Regions from separate parts of the Mus musculus genome. Here regions 1, 3 and 4 are each linked to region 2. Evidence: chromatin loops called from intact Hi-C (ENCODE). Cell type or tissue: left cerebral cortex. All regions are shown on one strand.

Region 1 (5,000 bases), 180 kb before region 2:
GTTAGAGCCCAGGGTATGGATGGATTCCAGCCCAGGGAATAAGTGTGATTGAGAGCAAGTCTCATTCCCTCTGTAAACCTGTTTCTATTTCTATAAAATGGGCTGTAAAGACTCTGTAAACTCTGAGAGCCTAAATTAACACACATAGGTGTCTAGGGGCATGGCCAGGGAAGGGCTTTGGAAGCTGGGGCTGCTGAAGGGTGCACTGTTATTTATAGCCCTGTCACACTGGGATGGAGCTTCAACCCTGCCCCACAGAAGCACCTCTGACAAATGATTTATTACAGCAATTGGCGTTTGTACTTACTCATCCTTTATCTGTCCCCGCGGATGGCACAAGGGAACACATGTAAAGCATCTCACTACTGTCAGGCCTCAGAATGGCTCAGTTTGGTCCAGCGTTGAAATGTTTGGTTTGGTCACAGAACAGGTAGGTGTCTCTGTGAACATCTCAGTAAGAAAACACAGTCAGCCAGAGCTTGGGGAGAAATGTACACCTGAGGAACCAACACAGGAGCAGAGGCAGATAGATAGGAAAACTGGGAGCCATTACCACCCTAGATTTGTAGTCGTTGTGGGAGAAATGGGTGTCTAGATTTAAACGAGGATCCCTGGCATATGCAGCACACAGGCACAAACAGGCACAGCCAAGATGGGACTGAGAAGCAGTACACTTGCCTTCTGGTCCTCAGCCATCATCAACCTCTCATCAACCAAACCTGCAGACACCAGAGAGCAAGAGGGCAGTCCTCAAAAAGCAGAGACCCACTCTAGAGACAAGAGAGGAGTGCTTTACAGCAGCCTCCTGCCAGTGTCTGGCATCAGTGGCCCTTCTAGGTAGGCCTGGTAGTGATGCTTCATCCCTGACAGCTCCAGCCTTGTCTCCTCTCTCCTTTCTCTTCCCCCTCTCAGATCAGCACTGGCAGCTGCTTGAGCACTGTCTCTCTTCTAGTACTTAAGCATCATCAAGTCAGAGCCATGGTGTGCTTTCCTTGATAGCTGTTGGAAGCACCTACTTAACAGGCTTCTTGCCTCGTGGGACTGCAGTCAACTCTTTTTTTGGTTTCCAGCTTAGGGAATTAGTAGACTTGGCATTTGAGCAGCCTGAGTTCAGATCTCAACCATGCCCCTCACCTGAGAGTTGTCCTTTTCTGTAGCTTGCAAGATCAAAGATAGAGAGTCTGGGTGTTGTGATATACAGCCTGTAATCTCAGCACTTGGGCGGCAGAGGCTCAAAGGTTGCCACAAGAATCTTTGTTTACAGAGGGAGTTGCTGGTCAGCCAAGCTACATAGAGAGGCCCTGTACCAAAAGCAACCTAAGTAAAGGAAGGGAAAATAAAACAGGTTACACACACACACACACACACACACACACACACACACACACCCTACTGAATCTGTTTAGTGTTGCTCTTACGTACATGTTTAGGAATGACAACTTAGGATTGAACCACATATCAAAGAACTAATTTCTGGAGAAAATTGATTCTTCCTCTCTCAGCAGCCACTGAGCCATTGATTACCTGTAGCTCTTCAGCTAGGAGTGAGGCCGTGTGAAATCTCCCCCACTGACATGGCATGTCACTGATGTTGTCATCATGCAGGTCTTGTTTAGACAACCATATTATTGTGATTTTTGTGGATACTGCTTCCCAATTTGTCTAGGAAACACTATCTAACAGCAGGAGGTCCTTTGGCTCTTAAAATCTTTCCATGCCCCCCCCCATGATGTTCTCTGAGCCTTAGGTGTACAAAATGGCTGTGTTGTAGATACATCAGTTGGGGCTGAGCACCCCACAGTCAGCCATTCTCTGCATTCTGACTAGTTGTGACTTCTGTAATGGTCCCCATCTGCTGAAAGAAGAATATGCATTGAGGAGAGATGAGAGCTAGTTTTAGCTTTAAGTATAAGGATTAGTATTTGTATTTAGAAAACAGTTAGGAGTTATACCAGCTTAAGAAAGTGGCAGTTGTAGGTGCTTCTCTGAAACCTCACTAGTTCTGGGTAGTTGGCTAGATTTACAGTATGATGCACGATTTTTTTCCTGTTCAGCAAGCCTTAAGTCCAACTATAGACTGCTGTTGGTTAGCATCAAGCTATAAGTACCACTATTTCATTTTCAGGGATATCTTGCTATGCTGGTCATTGTTGTGATTCATAGGCATTACAGCTGGGTAGATCCTTTCTTTGGCAGCTTGTATGACACCTTCAGATACTATACGAGCGAGGCTTCAGGTCCAGAGGAGTTCTTCCAAGTCCTGTATATGAAGTGCACTAGGATCTTACTTTCACATTCCAGTGTCTTCACACTAGAAAACACCAAGGGCAATGACAGGAGCCTCTTGGGCTCTCCTGATCTGCAACTTAAAGTGAGATTTCTCATACCTGGCTTTTAAAAAGATTTATTAATTTATTATATGTAAGTACACTGTAGCTGTCTTCAGAAAATCCAGAAGAGAGCGTCTGATCTTGTTATGGATGGTTGTGAGCCACCATGTAGTTGCTGGGATTTGAACACAGGACCTTCGGAAGGGCAGTCAGTGCTCTTACCACTGAGCCATCTTGCCAGCCCACTCTTATATTTTTAAAGCAAGCTTATAAAACAATGTGTTTCCCTATACCTTTTTAAAACATCCTTACTGTCATTTACGTATGAGTACTCTGTCTGCATTTACAGCTGCATGACAGAAGAGGGCAGCAGATCCCATTATAGATGATCATAAGCCACCCTATGGGTGCTGGGGATTGAACTCGGAAACTCTGAAAGAACAGCTGGTGCTTTTAACCACTGAGCCAACTAGCTCTATCCATCGTTTATTTATGTCTCCTTTTTCCCTCTCCTGCTCTGCTGAAGTATTTCCTTCCCCCTCCCAATGCTAATTTATCCCCTTAACCACTAGGTGCTGATGCTTCCAATTTACAGATAGGGAAACTGATATGCAGATAGACAGGGCAGGTTGGAGGTGGGAGGGGCGTTCACAAGGTCGTATAAAGTACGTCAATTAGTGTTCCACATACCTTATGTCCCCCTCCAGTGGCATCTATCTTTCTACCTAGCCAGCTGCCAGATCTCAATGTTTCCTGTTTAAGAGAGAAAACAGCATGTTGTTACCACCATCCCGGCTCCATCTGCCAAATCAGGAGACTCAGGAGGAGCCCAGCCAGCAGAAGGATGCCCAGTCTCTGGGGTATGGGATGCCATTGTCTGTAGTGTAAATACTCCGCTGTGGTCAAGCTACAAGGGCAAAGTCACTGGAAATGAGATTGGGAAGGCATCTACACTGTTAGTTGTCCTACCTAGCCAGAACCATACATAGCCACTTCAGTTTATCGCTACCCTCCAGTCAAGACACACTCTCAGCTTCTCCAAACCACGGTGTCCTTTCCCACAAGAGCCTGCTATTCTCTTAGCCGGGAATTCTATCTCCACCTCTCTCCCAGCCCTCCAGTCTCAGTGTGTTGTTGTCACCCAGAGCTTTGCCTGAAGCTGAGCCTAGGCCAAGAGTCTTTGCTGCCTGTTCTCTTAGAGCAGTGTTCCTTAGCTTCCCAGCCCCCTTCTCTATCCCATTTTGGATGGTATGACTGACTGATACACCTTTCCCTCTAACAGACTGTCAGCGGTGCCTAGCACACACTATGTACCCTAAGCATTTTCTGACCACTGAAAACATGACAGCTGTCTGACCTTGGGCCCTACTGAATAAATAGGCATTCACAGGGTGGAGAGGAAAAGCGGGGCGAACAGCGTGAGCCAGAGCTCCAACGTCTATGGGGAGCACGTTCAGGACTTGCAGGACGGCAGGCATGTGCTATGGCAGGGAGGATGTGTGTGGAGGGCCTGTACTCCAGGCCAAGGTGGCAGTGAGTGTCCTTGTCATCAACCCCACTTCCTAACCAAGAAATTAAAAACTAGAGGCATCAAAAGGGGCTGGAGCAGAGGTCAGCCTTCCCCTTTGCAGATGAAGAGGCTGGGGTCTTTCTTCCCACTCAGTGGCTCTCCTGAGCTTCCTGTGCTAGTCCTACTTACTGATACCAGGTACCCAGACGCTGGCAAACGCAGTAGATCCTTTAGCTTCAGAGCTGAGAGAACTGACTTAAAGCATGACCTAAGACAACCCAGGACGGGGAGGAGAACAATTCTGGCTGTCCTGCCTTCTTTTCTGTTGCTAATGACAATGCTGTAGCTGGGTAAGGACAAAGAAAGGAGGTTTATTTTAAATTGGGATTCTGAGCCAAGGTAGAAGAGACACATCTGGAGATGGTCTTCTTGCTGGCAGAGTCCCAAGGCAGCACAGGGTATCACAGTGACAGGTAGCATTAAAGAGACCCACCAGACCTGCTGTTACAGCACACCCTCCCTTTTGTTCTGTTTTGTTCATTTGTTTGTTCTCTGGGTTTGGTTTTTTGTTTGTTTTGAGATGGGGGTCTCTCTATATAGCTCTGGCTGTCCTGGAACTCGCTATGTAGACCAGACTAGCCTGAAACAGAAATCTGCCTGCCTCTGCCTCCTGAATACTAGAATTAAAGACCTGGCCATAATATATAATATAATATATAATATATACACATACACACACATATATTTGTGTGTATGTATATGTATGTGTATATGTATATGTAATGTGACACCATATGAGACCTGGTATCTGTGGAAGTCAGAAGAGGAAGTCAGATCTCCTGGAAATGGAGTTATGGAGAGTTGTGAGCCACCATGTGGGTGCTGGGAACCAGACCTGGGTTCTCTGCATGAGCAGCGAGTACTCTTAACTGCTGAGACATCTTCCTGGCCCCAGCACATCTGCTCTTGCTGCAACCCTTTATCCCATTTCTTCATTAATCACAGAAACAGAGATTCATGAGGGTAGGGCCTAATCACTTCTTAAAGGTCCTGCCAATACCACTTCTTAATATCTTGCCATGGAGATTCAGTTCCAGCATGCATTTCAGGGAAGACCAGCCATATTTTTAAATTCCAGCTTTGCTCTCGCAACTATTGAC
Region 2 (5,000 bases):
TGTCCACCCTTCAGAAAAGCATCCCCCACTAGAATTTAAGCTGTAAGAAGGGAAGTGTCTGTTTTTCTGTTTTGCTCATGATGTATGCCAAGGACCTAGAATGGTACCCAACACATTCTAGCATAGGTGTGAAGAGAACAGCAGTCTCAGACAACTGCTTCAGGTACACAGGCAACATGTGCACAAGCTGTCTGTGGCGGAGTTACCTCAAAACTCAATGCTTTATCTCAGCTTCTCAAGGTTGAGAGATAAGATGTGACTTGGCGGGCTGGTGAGATGGCTCAGTGGGTAAGAGCACCCGACTGCTCTTCCGAAGGTCCAGAGTTCAAATCCCAGCAACCACATGGTGGCTCACAACCATCTGTAATGAGATCTGACTCCCTCTTCTGGTGTCTGAAGACAGCTACAGTGTACTTACATATAATAAATAAATAAATCTTTAAAAAAAAAAAAAAAAAAAAAAAAAAAAAAAAAAAAAAAAAAAAAAAAGATGTGACTTGGCTGGGTCCTGACCTTCAATATCTCTCACTGGCTTGCAAAGCGTGGATGAGGGATGCTGTCATCTGAAAGCCAAGCAAGGGCAGGATCTGCTTCTAAGCTCACACCTATGGTGGGACATTTACCATGTGAGTGTTGCTTACCCCAGGGGCCACTTCACAGGTCAGCTTTCCACATGGGAGCTGGCTTGATCAGAGTTAGCAAGGAAGAGAAGAAGAACGTGCAGTCTTTTATAACTATATCCTGTTACCTTAGCTATGATCCTTTTTATCAGAAGTATCTTTCATCTAGTGCACATTGCATACAGGGAGGGGATCCACGTAAGAGTATAAATACTAGGAAGAATCACTTGAGGCCCCCCGGAATCTTAGAAGTTGCCTACCATGGGATTCACTCACAGTAGAAGGCATAGGCCAGAGCTTACTGGCTCAGGCCAGTGAGGAGGAAGCAGAAACCAGTGGTGAGAGCTTTGATGAACAGCTGAGCCTTTGCCCATCTTCCAACAGGCTGTTATCAACGTAGTGCAGATTTACAGATCTTCTAACTTCTTAAAAGTAGCCAAAGCCTAGATTTTTGTGAAGTATTTCTTTATTTTTAAAACTAGGATAATCAAGCAAAACAAAATCTGGGTTTACACTTCCTTCCAATGACAGAAAGGACCTAATTCAGTCTTGTTTCTCAGACCTTTTGAAGAGTCTACGACTCTCCAACCCTCCACTCCATCCCAGTGCTTCACTGGCAGCAAGACCTTAGCCAACTCATTCTGTGCACATCCCACAGAAGACAGTGTGAAAATGCAAAGTTGCTGCAATATAATTTCCTTAGAGGGGGCTGGGGTAAAAAGGAAAAAAAATGTCCTTAGGGAAGTCCCCTTAAGCCATCGAAAGCAGCCTTGGGTTTGTGATTCAGAATTCCAGCTCTGCCTTTGACACGTGTATAACTCTTCTTCATCCATAAAAGGCAACAGTTGTACCTACCCCAGAGTTGTCCTAACATTACGCAAAATAATAATACAAGGCCCACAAGAGAGGTTAGCTACAGCAAGTCCACATAGGTGAGCCAGCCTTTACATCATCAGCCCTTTCTCCTTTCACAATCTGTACCCTGTCCCTCCTTGATCCATTATCTACTGCCATCTAACACGGTCTGTCTGGCTGAGAGAGCAAGCCTGTGAAAAGCAGACCTGTTCCTGCCACTGAAAGGTTTCAATCCTGTAACAGCCTGCTGACGCCCTTAGCGGGAGACACTCCAACTGGCTTAACACAGCCTACTCCCTAAGCTGTTCTGGAGCTGAGCCTGCCCGGGCTTCTGGGCTCATTGCTCAGCTTTTCTCTTCACACTTGGTGTTGCAGCCACACTGCAGCTGTTTCCCAACCCTCCACACTTCCCTGCCGTGGCACAGCCTAAGAGCTATCCCTGAGCTGGAACCTCTCCTCCTATGTCCACCAGGCCTTGTTTGTTCCAGCTCTGCACTATCAAGAGAATACTCATGATGTCCCTTTTAAACCTGAAAGCAGATACAGTTTCTCTTTTCCTCACAGTGGCTCCTCTTCCTAGCAATGTGCTGCGTTGCTGGCAGAGTACAAGCAGCTGTAACTTTGTGGCACAGGCCCCAGCAGCTCAGACCTGTGTGCAAACAGCGCCACCTGCTGACCAAAATGTGTATTTCAACTTTTAGAAAGACTTCGGCCCGTCCTAACAGAACAAAGCCTTTTGCGATTTTACAGAAGTTAATCTAGTGTTTCCACTTCCCACAAAATTTAGCAAATGATTGAGTATTTGGTGTATTCCAGACACCTTTCTAACTATTGGGTTATTAGTTTGCACAACCACTCGAGGAGGCAGATGGACCCTACTGCAATTTTTAACAGGTAGGGTGACTGAAGCAGTCAAAAGCCTCTCCCAAGGTGACACAGCTTGAAATCTCAGCCAAGACTCAAAACTGAACCTGCACTTGTAAGCTAAATAAAGTCTCTGCCTCTACTGTCCCAGACACCTCTACAGAGAAAGCCTACACTGAATGTACAGCTTTGACAGTGGCTTCATTCTGAAAGCTGCAGTCCCAGGGCCCTCCTCGGACAGCAGTAAGGCGTGGCCTTCCCACTGCTATACTGTGTGACCTGTAAGCAGCTGCCTCTCTGAACCTGTTTCCTAACTATACCTTTACCTGGGTGGGTGGGCGCTCTCATACACTGAACAGTGACTGGGGAACAGTCTCAATCAGGAAAACACAGATGGTGACGTCCCCACTCAGGTCCCGGCCTAGATTGCTTTCCAGGATGGCTGACCCACATCCCATCTTGACAGTACTATAGCTATCTAGTAACACCTGGAGCAGAGTGGCTACTTGCTCACAAAATCCTATCCACTGTCACATCCTCTAAATCGCTCCTTTTTGATGTGGAGAAATGGCCTGCTTGCCTCCACTTACTATCCAGCTTTAAAAGATACTTAGTGCTTCCTATACCAAGTCACTCTACTATATCACAGAGATGTAGCACATTCAGAGTCACACAGCAAGCATCAAACTCTAAGCACAAACCTACCAGTCCCACTGGTCTATAGACTTAAAGCACTGTGTTAAGGTACACAACCATTGGGCTGGAAAGATGGCTTAGTGGTTAAGAGCACTGACTCCTGCTCCAGAGGTCCTGAGTTCAATTCCCAGCAACCACAAGGTGGTTCACAATCATCTGTAATAGGATCTGATACCCTCTTCTGGTGTGTCTGAAGACAGCTACAGTGTACTTATACACATAAAATCTTAAAATTAAAAAAAGGGGTGGGGGGGAGCCGGACGTGGTGGCGCACGCCTTTAATCCCAGCACTTTCGAGGCAGAGACAGGCGAATTTCTGAGTTCGGCTACACAAAGAAACCGTCTCTTGAAAAAACGGAAAAAAAAAAAAGGGTGGGGTGGGGTGGGAGTACACACCTGTAATCACAGCATTTAGAGGCTGACACAGGAAGACTGAGATTGAAGCCAGAAGCAGACCGGGCTGCATAATAAAACCTCACCTCAAGATACAAGCAACTTGCTGAGCATGGTGGCACACATCTGAATCCCAGCACTTGAGAGGCAGAAGCAGGTGGATCTCCGTGAGTTTGAGGACAAACTGGTCTACAGAGTGAGATCCTGTACTTAAGAACAAAACAAAAAACCCCAACCCCACAAATAGAAAGACCCACTGCATTAAATTCCCTCTACTTTTGGATGACTCTTTACTCTCAAGTAAAGACACTGCGTTGCACAAATTTGTTTTAATAAGATATATACATATACACACATACACAGTCACAAACCAGCGTGACAAGTCCCCTTCTTCAGCCAGGAGAGCTCTACTACACGCAGGGGTCCTGGAGATGCTCAAGGGCCTAAGTATGACAGGTTTCACATGTGACATCCATTAGGGACACTTTAATCAGGCAAGTGGCAAGGTACACCTCAGGTGTAGACAGCCTGGGGCGTCATGCAGGCCCCGAGCTCTGCTGTACCCTCTTCATCAGCTCCTCATCCTGCATTGACAGCTCTGTCAACTTTTTGCCCATCCTCTCATGGATGTCCAAGTACTTGGATACACATCGGTCCAGACACACAGACTCGCCTTTGGACAGCTCTGCCTCCTTGTAGTGGGGAGGCACGCACTTCCGGTGGCAGGCACTGGTCATTCTGGGATTAGAGAAGAACAAGGTTGTATCAGTGACTTCCTGGAGCATCCCAGGCACCTTCAACAAGCCCAACCCTGCTGCATTGATTCTTGCCTCGTTCCCTCCGTCAAGAAAACAGCGGGAACCCCCAGTTTTCACTTCAACCACCTTGGAACGCTTTTCCAACTAAGACTCTTCTTTGAGTCATGTACAAGACTAGTTAAAGAGGAAGCACTTGCTGAACACCGGCTGTGTGCCAGGCGTCACGCTAAGGGCTAATACAGGTTCTGTCATGCAACCCTCACAGTAACCCACTGGGGCAGGCACAATCACTATCCCCACTTTACAGACGAGGAAATTAAGACACAGCTCAGTAAGAGCTGAGGGTCACACAAAGCTAGGTAGTCTGACTGCGCAGTCTGTATTTTAAAAACCATTCCAATTTGTAGTCTCCAAGACAAACCTACCGAGAGCTGCTGTCGAAAACCAGCAGATACCTGCTGGTTCCTGTATGATGTGCTAATGCTAGAGGCTTTCAGTTTAATATTGCAATGTCTTTATGGAGGGAGCAGTGCTTCTTAGGTCAGTTTTACTGATGAGTAACCAGTTATGACATTCAGCCTAAAGACACTCAGCTGCTGATGGTGCAGCAAGATGTTTCCAAACGGCTACAAGCAGTAGTTTGAAGTCAGGCTGAAGTTCTGGTCCTGACATTGCTACTGACCAGCTACAGCCCCTGAGATTATTAAACCCCTTGACACCTCAATTCCCCTGTGTTAAAATAGTACTAATAAAATTAACCCACTGATTTTCTTTCTTTCTTCCCTTTCTTTCTTTTGAGACTGGTCTCATCTAT
Region 3 (5,000 bases), 180 kb before region 2:
ATAAAGAAATTAGTTTAGACAGTTTATTTGGGCAAGACTAGAGAGATGGTCTCTGAGGACTCTTTCAGTATAACACTCAGGATCTAAGGGAGCCACCTGAGAGGTATGGTCTCCACTAAGGATCCCAAATAACTTACTCTCTTAGCAGAGGTGGATGTACAAAGGAGCAAAACTACCGAGTTGGGCCCTGGGTAAAGTTCCCAGAGAGTTCAAAGAAGAGTGCTGTCAGGAGATATCTGGCATCCATGCCTAACAGCGCTCTGCCTAAGTGCTACCACATCCCTCCACCTGGGTCCACCACCACTCTCATATAGCAGTTGACACTCAAGGCCAAAGGCCACAAAGTCATCTTTCTGAATGTTCAGATAAGAGAAGAGGGTACACATTATGGTTTCAATAACACAGTGATCTTATGCTGTTGTCTAAGTCTCACAAAGCTACTTAACAGTAGGACTGACACTCATTACCCCAAGTGCATAGCATTCTGTATGCTTTGGCCAGTTATTCCACACCTACTCTCGAAGGAAGATGCTACAATCCTTCCACTGTACTAATGAGAAAAGACGCGGGGCTCATTGTGTTTACTCACTGCCAGTGTAACACATGGAGTACATTTGAAGACCTGGATATGAATAAATATTCTTGACTGATATCCACCACAACCAGGAAAGCTTAGAGACATTCACACTAGTTAATCCTCAGTGAGACATGCATAGCTGGTTGGTACCTTCTACCCTGCTGAAAAACAAAGAACCCTAGTTCTAGGGAAGTGAAAATACCAGCAGATGCCAGCGGCACAATTCACAGCCTGGCCTTTTGCCTCCCAAACAAGTTCATTTGTCTCTCTCTGCAACAGAGGCCAGACTCCTCACCACTCTATTGTTGCCATCAGCTCTGGAGAGAGTGAAATTATTCAGACTAGATTGGCCTTGCTCTAAGCAGCACATTTGATACCCAGGGGCAGCTAGAGACCTGCACCTCCATCACTAATTACATCTGCAGCTCATTTCCATGCCCCCACCTCCCAACTTTCTGCAGCTCTTTGCTTGCAGAATCATTGATTTTGAGATTGTCTAGGTGTTAAAAGATCCATTGGGCACTTCTAGACAAAGCTGTCCTCTTTCAGAGAGGAAACAGGAGCTCTGAGGGAGAAGTGATTTGTCTGAGATTGTGAGAGCAACTTAGTATATATAGCCTTAGAGGTCATTCTATCCTTGCTCCCGCATCTGTCTTCCTAAGACATAATCCCAAGCACAAGGATACTTCATACGGTCACCTGTTTGTAATGAGCCAGGTCCAGTTACTGGCAAAGTAGCCTTGGGGGTGCATCTCCCTTCAATCCTTACCTAACGTGCTTGGTTCTATCCATCTATACTATCCATCTATATTAATTTTTGTATGTTCACTAAAGGCTTTTGTTCTTTCTCCACCTGCAATTTGGTGGAGAGAATTTTCACTCCTTGGTTTGCCTATTCCCCATAGGTAAATATTCTAATTATCCCTCAATATAATGTTTTCAAAGCTTTTTTCCAAGCATATTGAGAATGCAGTTGCTAGGGTTGTCTGGATTTGTGGTGGACAAAGTGCAGCTGTATCTAAAAATAAAACCTAGCAGTTCAACAATGCAGATAAAAGACCCCCAGGAGGTGGCATCCCGTAGCTTAAACACAGGACTGAGAAGTGGGTCTTGCAGCTCAGGTAGACACTCAGTTCACCGGTACAGGGTTTTAAGATGGGCTCCTTGTTGTAATTGTGTGAGCACAGAGAGCATGTGAGGGCATTAATGTGTTCGTTAGCCACTGAATGTGGCTAAGTCTGAGTGAGAGCAAGTCAGTGTGTGTGTGTGTGTGTGTGTGTGTGTGTGTGTGTGTGTGTGTAGGCACTGATGGTTTAATGACAGATTTATAACACTGTATCTATCAGGGATTCGGCAGGAAGCAGATGGCAGTTTCAAATTGGGTAATTCGAGGAGAGCTTAATAAAGGGGCTGATCTGAAAGTGTGGGCAGAGTGCAGGGAAATTACAGGCCCCAAAGATAGGACATGGGTCTACAGGGCAGAGGACAGAAGGCAGGGGCTGGAACTAAAGTCACATGGGCATGTGAGGAGAGGGGAAGCCCCGCCAGCATCCAGAACAGAGACAAAGCAGTGCACCAAGTCAGGGAGAAGCTTGAACCAGAAGGTACATATGAGATCTAGTCCAAGTCCCTCTACTACCAGGTGGAGGCTGCTAATCCCTTTATACTGTTGCTCAAAGTGTGAACCATTGCCCAGTAAAAGAACAGGCACTCACAGACATAAGCAATTTTTTTCTTAAAAGCCATTTTATCTACAAATATAGATTTTCTTTTCTTTAAGATTATTTATTTTATGAGTACACTGTAGCTGTCTTCAAACACGCCAGAAGAGGGCATCTGATCCTATTATAGATTCCTGTGAGCCATCTTGTGGTGGCTGGGAATTGAACTCAGGACCTCTGGAAGAGCAGCAGCAGTCAGTTCTCTTAACCATTGAGCCATATCTCTGGCCCCCAAATATACATTTCCTTAAAAGATACTCTTTTTTAGACTAGAGACGTAGCTCAGTGGTAGACCACTTTCTTAGCATGCCCAAGGCTGTGGTTCTGAGGTCAGTCCCTAGCATGTCACTAAAAGATATTTGTCTGCAAATATAAGACTCACAGGAAGTAGTGACATGGGCCCCCTTTCTCTCATATAGTTCTGTTACCCTCACAGGAAATTAGCATCCTAGATGGGGGCAGGTAGGTCCTTCCAGCTCCGTATACATTTGTACATATGCAATCTAAAATTCCATGTCTTTGAAGACCTCAAAAGCTCACCTCTGTTCCTTATGTTAAGAGCCCTGAACGGTGAACCTGTGAAACCCTTTCTTTCACACCTGTGCTTCTGACCTCATTCACAGATCACCACACCCTCCCACGCAGAAAGGTTTTGAAACTTGTCAGAAATGACCCACCTTCACCAAGGCTCAAAGCCAGAGTCTTGGTCTGTATTCATTCCTTCTAACTTACCTTCAACTATTATGACTTGCCAACAACACACAAATGTAGTAACTGTAAGATTACAGTGCTGATTAGTAGGGGGAAAGCAGAAGCACTTTTTAAAACTCCTTCACCTTTAGTAAAGAATTTTTTTTTAATTCACTTTACATCCCACTCACTTTCCCCCTCTCCGTTACCCCCTCCCACATTCCTCCCCCCCCTCCATCCTCCCTCCTCTTCTCCTCCAAGAGATTGGGGCCCTTTGGATATCCCTGCACCCTGTCACATCAAATCTTTGCAAGGCTAGGCACATCCTCTCCCACTGAGGCCCGGCAAGGCAGCCCAGCTAGAAGAACATATCCCATGGACAGGCAACAGCTTTGGGGATAGCCCCAGCTGCAGTTATTCAGGACCTACATGAAGACCAAGCTGCACATCTGCTACATATGTGCAGGCAATGATCCAGCCTGTGTAAGTTCTTTGGTCAGTAGTTCTGTCTCTGAGGACTCCAAGGGTCCAGGTTAGTTGACTCTGTTGGTTGTTCTGTGGAGTTCCTATCCTGTTTGGGGCCCACAATCCTTCCCTTATTCTTCCATAAGAGTCCCCAAGCTCCATCTACGAACAGAAGCACTTTTCATGATGTCTGGTTTCTCAGTTTCCCTCTAAGAGTTCCTAAGACAGCATTGCTCCGAAAAGGCAGCTCAATTTTGGATTTCCTCTCTTGGTGTCTGGGACAAAAAAAAAAAAAAAAAAAAAAAAAGGCCTGTTCATCTGCTAGCTGTTCCTCGCGTGCTAGGTGTTTCCAGCAGGCGCTCTGTGTTGGAAACGCACCCACAGCAGCTTTCTCAAAACGCAGAGTTGGCCTGGTTCCGCTACCATATCACAGCGTGCAGATCACTGAGCTCCTCGGCCAACTGAAAGAGTCAGAGCTGAAGTGGGCCCTGGCGCTCGTCACTTCTCTACAGTCTGCATTTCCCCTCCTCCTTCCAAATGCCACAGGACATGTGTCTTTAAAGGCAGCCACTTCAGTCCTTTTCACAGAAAACCATACCGTTGGAAGGCCTCTTCCGTGGGGTATGTTTTTTTGTCGCCATGATCCTTTTCGCTCCTCACCATCCTGTGGTAGTAATGAGAGGGCCAGTGGTCCTGGGTGGACCCAGCCTTTTCTAATGTGTGTTTCCATCCTGTCAGCACAGCAACTGATGTTGTTAGTAGAAAATAGGATCGAAAACTTTTTGAGTGCTGACCAAGGAACTAAGAGGGTTATCTTCTCACCTCTGAGGAACTCTGGGCCTCAGAGTCTCCTTTATCTAGCCAAGGCCACATACCTTATATAGTGCCAGAGAAGGTATTCAAAGACTGGGCCGCTGGCCTCACAACCTACACTTGCAGCTACAGATAACATAGCAGGACCAGTAAGGTTGCCTCCCACGCCCTGCTTGCCCATGTGGCCCAGACTAGCCTACAGCTCATGTGACCCAGGATAGCTAGCTTCTAACTCACAGTAATCCTCCTACTTTCCTGATGCCTAGATGACAGGTGTGGGCCGCTCCAGCCAGCTAGTAATGTGCTTTTAAAAATCAACAGCAGACTTTTTAAATGGCTGCTTTTGCAATTAATCAGGTCCCTAGACTCTTAAGTAAATAAACTTGGCTTCAGGCCTGTCTCTCAGGGGAGGAGTCCCAGCAGGCTCTAAGGATGTGGCCCCCGTCCCAGATGCAAAGAGACTGCCAGGCGATATTTTCCTATCGGTACGGAATCAACTGTAAAAGTGTATTTCAGCTGGCAAAATGACTTCCCAGCAGGCAAAGCTTTGCTGAGAACAGCACCTCCTTCACAGAGAAACCCAAATTCCAGGCCCAACTCTTCCTTCCCAAGTCAAACCCGGATCCTGCATGTTTATTGCTGTTTTTCCTGCTGGTTTAACAGTTTTGAGTCCTGCTTTAGAAAGGAGTTTCCACTACTCTATGGGAGGACAAATCATTTCTAAACAGATATAT
Region 4 (5,000 bases), 210 kb before region 2:
TTTTTAACAATAACCACAAAAACTTTTTTTCTGGGCCTCTGGCTAAGAGTAGTAAAGAAACTTAAATTCCCAGATACATGCATCACCTGAGTTTCTAAACTTTGTGTAGGTGATCTTTTGATGAAAGTGAATATTAAAACCAAGTAACTCAAAAGCAGCTCAAAATGGAAAAGCAAAATCCTAGAGCACCAAGCTAAGATGCTGAGCCAGGACAGAGGGAGCAAGTGGAAACCATGGTATAAGTTAAGATGGTAGAAAACCTCCTGGAGTCCAGGTACACGACACGTGTACTGAATACACAACACTGTTTTTTTTGTTTGTTTGTTTTGTTCAATAGTCTCCAACAGCCTTGCTTCGAGGAACCCAAATGAGCAGTAACATGATTATCAGAGAAACGCCAACTGTCTCTAGAAGATTAAAAATAAAAAAAGACAAGGCAGTTACAAAGAAAGTGGGTCACAGAACAAGATCGCTCACCGATTCGCGGAAGCCATCGTACTTGTAGACATGCCCATTCTTTGTGAGCAGTTTAAGCCCATGGCCTAATGCTACCCGACGCCAGATGCCTTCTGTCAACTCCCCAGCCTGGATGTTGTCCACTTTGCCCGTCTTGCTGTTCTTAAAGATGATACCCTGACGGCTCAATCGAAGCCTCCCATCATTCTGCCCAAAATACAGACCCAAAATCAGAACAGGGTAGTGTGTAGTGGATCCTTTCTACCCCTTACCCATGGGATGCAGGATGGCCAGAGTATCAATTGAAAAGCGGTCGTGGTGAAATCAAGTTAAAAGACACAACAGACATTAAGTCTAGACTGCAAGCTTGGCTCTGGCATCAGAAACCCTGTAAGGGCCCCAGTTTCCTGGTTTTCTAATACAACTCAACAAACTCAACATCTTGCAACTCTTTGAGACTTTGCTCACGTTTTCGCTTGGGGGACACACTGATACACTGTTTCCAAAAAAGTAGTCAGAGTTAAGCTTTTCGTTCATAGATTCGAACTCTTTCCCCCTCTCTGCCTTTCTTTTGCCCAAGCCATTCTCACCATGGACCCTTTCACCTCCTGGAAGATGTCGTTGAACTCCAATGTCTCTGCCATGTTCACCTGCCCGTGGTGGCCTGAGCACACAGCCCTAGGCTGCACCAGAGAAAACGAACCCTTCTCTGGATGCTGTGCCCCAATTCCTGGTTAGTTGTGTAGATGTCCAGCAGGGTGGGAATCTGAATTCGGGAAGGAGACTGATAAGCAAGAAACAACGCCACCTTACTCCGCTCAGCCATGTACCTGGTATGTCTCAAGTTCTTTGCTGCCTGGGGATCTTACTGACCCGTTCTGCAGGGCTCCTGAGGCCAAGGCCCAGGACCCTAGGTGCAGAACCAGGCCTATAGTGGCGCTTACACCCCAACCCGACACCCTCTCGGTACGTTCCACGGACAGGCACGGCAACAATCGGCGGAACCTGAGACCCGCTCAGAGAGCGCACCTCAACTCCGCTCAGAGGGTAGTGTCCTGATCGCAGAGACCCCACCACCCCGGGGCCCCGCGTGAATCTACGTTTCTCCCCCTTCTTTTAAAATGGATTCGCCCATTGCCCGCGAATTTGAACGCGGATCGATCCATTCCGATCGTCCCGCGGGGGAGCGGGGCCCATGCACACCAGGGGCCCAGGGATCGCGACCACCCACCTCTAAGAGCTGCAGCCTCGCGACGGCACAGTGAGGGCGGTGGGCGCAGGGGGACGCAGGGGAGGGGGTAGGGATGCGGGGGAAGGGATGCCGGGGAAGCTTTTCCCGCGTGCGCAGCCCCGCGTCCCGCCACCGGAAGTCGCGCACGGACCATAGAGAGGAAGACTTGGCTAGAACGGCATCATCCGGGCCGACCAACGGGTACATTCGCCTAGAGCGTCGGCACTCCCCCTGGTCGGCTAAAGCGAGAGGCTTGCTATGGAATCCCACGCGGCTGAATTCTTGACTAGAAAACGGGAACACTCTTTAGAAAGTTACAAGCTGCTCTTCAAAGACTAGATTCCGAAGGGAAATTATGCGGTTTTATTAGGTGTTCAGGTTTGTATGTTTGTTGGAATCATGCACGCCCCTCCCTCCTGTGAAATAATCTGGGAAGGAGTCTGTTGAACAAGAAAAATACAGAGGTGTAGCCCCACTAGCTGCAAAGGAGATGCGGGTGTCGGCGATTGTGCTTGCTTTCCAGCTGTACCCTGGCAAGTAGATCAGATCCTTTCTGCAGTGAGTTCACCTACCCCCAACACTATCCTGTCCATATCCCTAATTTGTGGGTTCTCAGGAAGAGCCTAGCAGATGGCTGCATTAAATTCAAGTGGTGGTGTCGGATTTACCTTTGAGCTAGAACTTACTTGAAATCACATCAGCCTACGTTGGCAGAAGCCCGGATGGCCTCACATAGCACCGGAGTGCATCTTGCAAAATCTGAAGCCAGGTCTGACAGAGATGCTTGAGTTTATCTCATTTTACAGATGAGAAAAATGAGACCACAAAAGATTTGCGACTGGGTGTCAGTCCATTACCATCAAAACTGGAACCTAGAACACAGACTCTTTAACATCAGCCTTTTATAATCATGAGGGTTCAGGGTTTAGAGTGATTGCTAGCATATGTCCTACACAAAGACAGGATAAGCCCACAGTTTCCCTGAAATATCACTGCACTGACTTGCTAACTCAGTCCTGGGATATGATATAGATAAAAATGTGTTTTGTCATTCGGTGCTTGTGGCTTTAACCACTATCATTGCTAGCACTATTTAGCTAAGTCAAACTGGGCTTAAGACATAATGAAAACCTATTAATGCAGCACGTTTCTAGGATCTGACAAAACTGTTGAAGATCGTTAAAATAGCCCAGCCTCTTAGGAGCACATACCCTAACAAAAGATTTTAATAACTTCGGGGTTTAAAAAGAGAGGGAGTTCAGTAATTTCTGTGCAACTTGAAGAGTTGCAACCAACTAGAGTTAGAAATAAGCGACTTTCCGCTTTGTAGTATTACAAATCTGTAATCACAACACTCAAAGACTGGGGCAGGAGGATTGTGAATTTGAAACATGGCAACATAACAAGTTAGACAACATAATGAGATGCTGGAGGGCAGAGAGGAGGAGATGGTAAGAAATGCGTGTCTTCCTCCCAGGAGACACAGAACTGTCAAGAACCCTTTCTCCCTATTTGTGCTATTAGATAGAAATCGACAGACACTCAAGAGTGGAGTTCTTGGCTCAGGCAGATGAGCTAACTCAAGAGTGGGCAGTTACAAGGGGCTTTGGAGAATACAAAGCAGCTGGTGAGCTGGGATAGAGATGCCGCGTAAGAGAACAGAATAGAAACAGTAGACAGAGTGCAGATGAAACATAAGTCCCAGAGGGCCCTAGCCAGCTGCATCTCAGGCAATCTGGAGCCCGGGATTGGAGACCCCACCCCTGCTGTGACATCACAGGGGAGTGGAGTGAAGATGAATAAAAAGGTGGTCCACCGCCCTGGCCCTGGACTGTTGGCTTCTAGAGTGTCAAGAGGAGAGACGAGGCACTGGACTACAGTTGCCTGGCTTATAGGAACTGGCTCTTTTCCTCAAGCCCCATTAAGCAGCCCACTCCAGTTCTTGATCTCTGTCTCCCAGTCCTGAGGTCTTTTCTCTCCTTGGGCTGCATCCACAGCCTTTCTGGGTGGCTGTGAGCACTTTCTCAGTATGAACTGTATATCAGACTTCTTCACCTACGAGACTACCAAGTCGGTGGTTGTGAAAAGCTGGACCATTGGGATCATCAACCGAGCCGTTCAGCTGCTGATTATCTCCTACTTTGTGGGGTGAGTCCATGGTCCTTCGGATGGTGGGACAGAAGGGCTACCTGATGTCCTTCCCTCCCTCTCCCAAGGCTGCTCTGCAGCTCCTAGACCCTCTTCTCTGGGAAACACTTTGATTTGTGGGAGCCATGTCCTCAGGATTGGCCTCTGCCACTCCCATCTAGACCCGTCTCAGGTGCATTATTTTACCCAGAATCTCTTCCAGGATTCTAGACACATACGCCAAGAATATGAGTCCATTCCCTGGTTAAGAAAGGACCCATATGGTCCATCTTCCCAGACCAAAACAAAAACAAAAACCAAGTCAGACCCCTCCCCACATTTCCCCATTCCCCTCCATTGAGTCTTTAGAGTCCCAGAAAGATAAAGGAACGCAGGAAGGAGGAATGAAAACCAGGGAGATGGGCTGATGTGTGGAAGAAGAACCAGCTAGAGAGGAAAGGGGAGAGCTGGCTTTAATGTAGACTTAGGAATTTCTTCTTGTCATAGGGCTAGATGGTGAGAGGTTAAAAAGCAAGAGACATCTGTTCTTGGAGAGCAGGAGAACTGCCCCCCAAGCTAGACAGAGGCACAGACACACTCAAGGGAAGACCTGCCCAAGAGAAAGGTACCTTTTCTGACTTAGTGTGGGGCTTTTCCCCAGGAATGCAGAAATGATACCTATTGTTAAACAGCATAAATTCTCGCCTCACTCTGTGTCATAAGACACATGCTAGGGGTTGCTCAAGGACCAGCCAGATCCCAACACCGCCCTCCTGCACACATACAAAGGGACTTTGGCAAACAATGGCTGGGAGGAAAGCACGGGTCTGTCCTTCTTGCGGTCATTTCTACACACTGGTTGGCACCAGGAAATGCAGGCAGAAACCTCAAGGGTTTTCTTTCCTGGCTTGTGGGTCTGTGGTCGCTTGCCGTTCCTTGAAACGATGAGTCTGTTTGTGAAAGACAGCCACTGACTAGATCATGAGTTAATTCAGGCAAATCAAAGAGTATGTCCTGTGTGCTTGCAGCTGGAGCTGAAAGGTGGGAGTAGATAGATAGATGGGCAGATGTGGTTTTTCATAGTTCTGTTCCTTGGGTTTGATGAGAGTCTGTAGGCTTTAGTATAGCATTGTGGGGACATCAGAAGGAATTCAAGCTATGGAGTCGGATTAAATGGCCTTGAAGC

The links. Peaks named below come from ENCODE experiments on the same cell type or tissue, not always from the same donor. Only the 100,000 strongest peaks of a DNase experiment are listed, where the experiment ranks them.
Region 1: a loop joins it to region 2, with 3 times the contacts of the local background. A loop is called at or near these places in 9 of 42 quality-filtered maps.
Region 3: a loop joins it to region 2, with 6 times the contacts of the local background. A loop is called at or near these places in 10 of 42 quality-filtered maps.
Region 4: a loop joins it to region 2, with 2.8 times the contacts of the local background. A loop is called at or near these places in 8 of 42 quality-filtered maps.

What each region holds. Positions count from the first base shown.
Region 1 is chr2:85,005,655-85,010,654 of GRCm38, reverse strand. All of the region lies in intron 8 of P2rx3 (purinergic receptor P2X, ligand-gated ion channel, 3), which reads left to right. Among named protein-coding and RNA genes, the nearest start is that of Gm39868, 16 kb to the right of the region's middle. In left cerebral cortex, a CTCF peak has its summit at 2,686 (motif pointing right); a DNase peak (open chromatin) is centred at 2,693.
Region 2 is chr2:84,828,956-84,833,955 of GRCm38, reverse strand. It overlaps Timm10 (translocase of inner mitochondrial membrane 10), which reads right to left. Exons shown (of 3, transcript NM_013899.2): 3 at 3,743-4,166. The coding sequence ends at 3,965. Among named protein-coding and RNA genes, the nearest start is that of Timm10, 4.4 kb to the right of the region's middle. In left cerebral cortex, a CTCF peak has its summit at 2,145 (motif pointing left); DNase peaks (open chromatin) are centred at 1,819 and 2,096; H3K27ac peaks cover 1,317 bases.
Region 3 is chr2:85,011,795-85,016,794 of GRCm38, reverse strand. All of the region lies in intron 8 of P2rx3 (purinergic receptor P2X, ligand-gated ion channel, 3), which reads left to right. Among named protein-coding and RNA genes, the nearest start is that of P2rx3, 22 kb to the left of the region's middle. In left cerebral cortex, a CTCF peak has its summit at 2,395 (motif pointing right); DNase peaks (open chromatin) are centred at 3,881 and 4,737.
Region 4 is chr2:85,034,016-85,039,015 of GRCm38, reverse strand. It overlaps P2rx3 (purinergic receptor P2X, ligand-gated ion channel, 3), which reads left to right and starts at 3,182. Exons shown (of 12, transcript NM_145526.2): 1 at 3,182-3,835. The coding sequence starts at 3,717. It overlaps Ssrp1 (structure specific recognition protein 1), which reads right to left and starts at 1,896. Exons shown (of 17, transcript NM_182990.4): 1 at 1,688-1,896; 2 at 1,047-1,222; 3 at 478-663. The coding sequence starts at 1,100. In left cerebral cortex, CTCF peaks have their summits at 1,233 and 1,929; DNase peaks (open chromatin) are centred at 1,859 and 2,343; H3K4me3 peaks cover 2,130 bases; H3K27ac peaks cover 1,822 bases.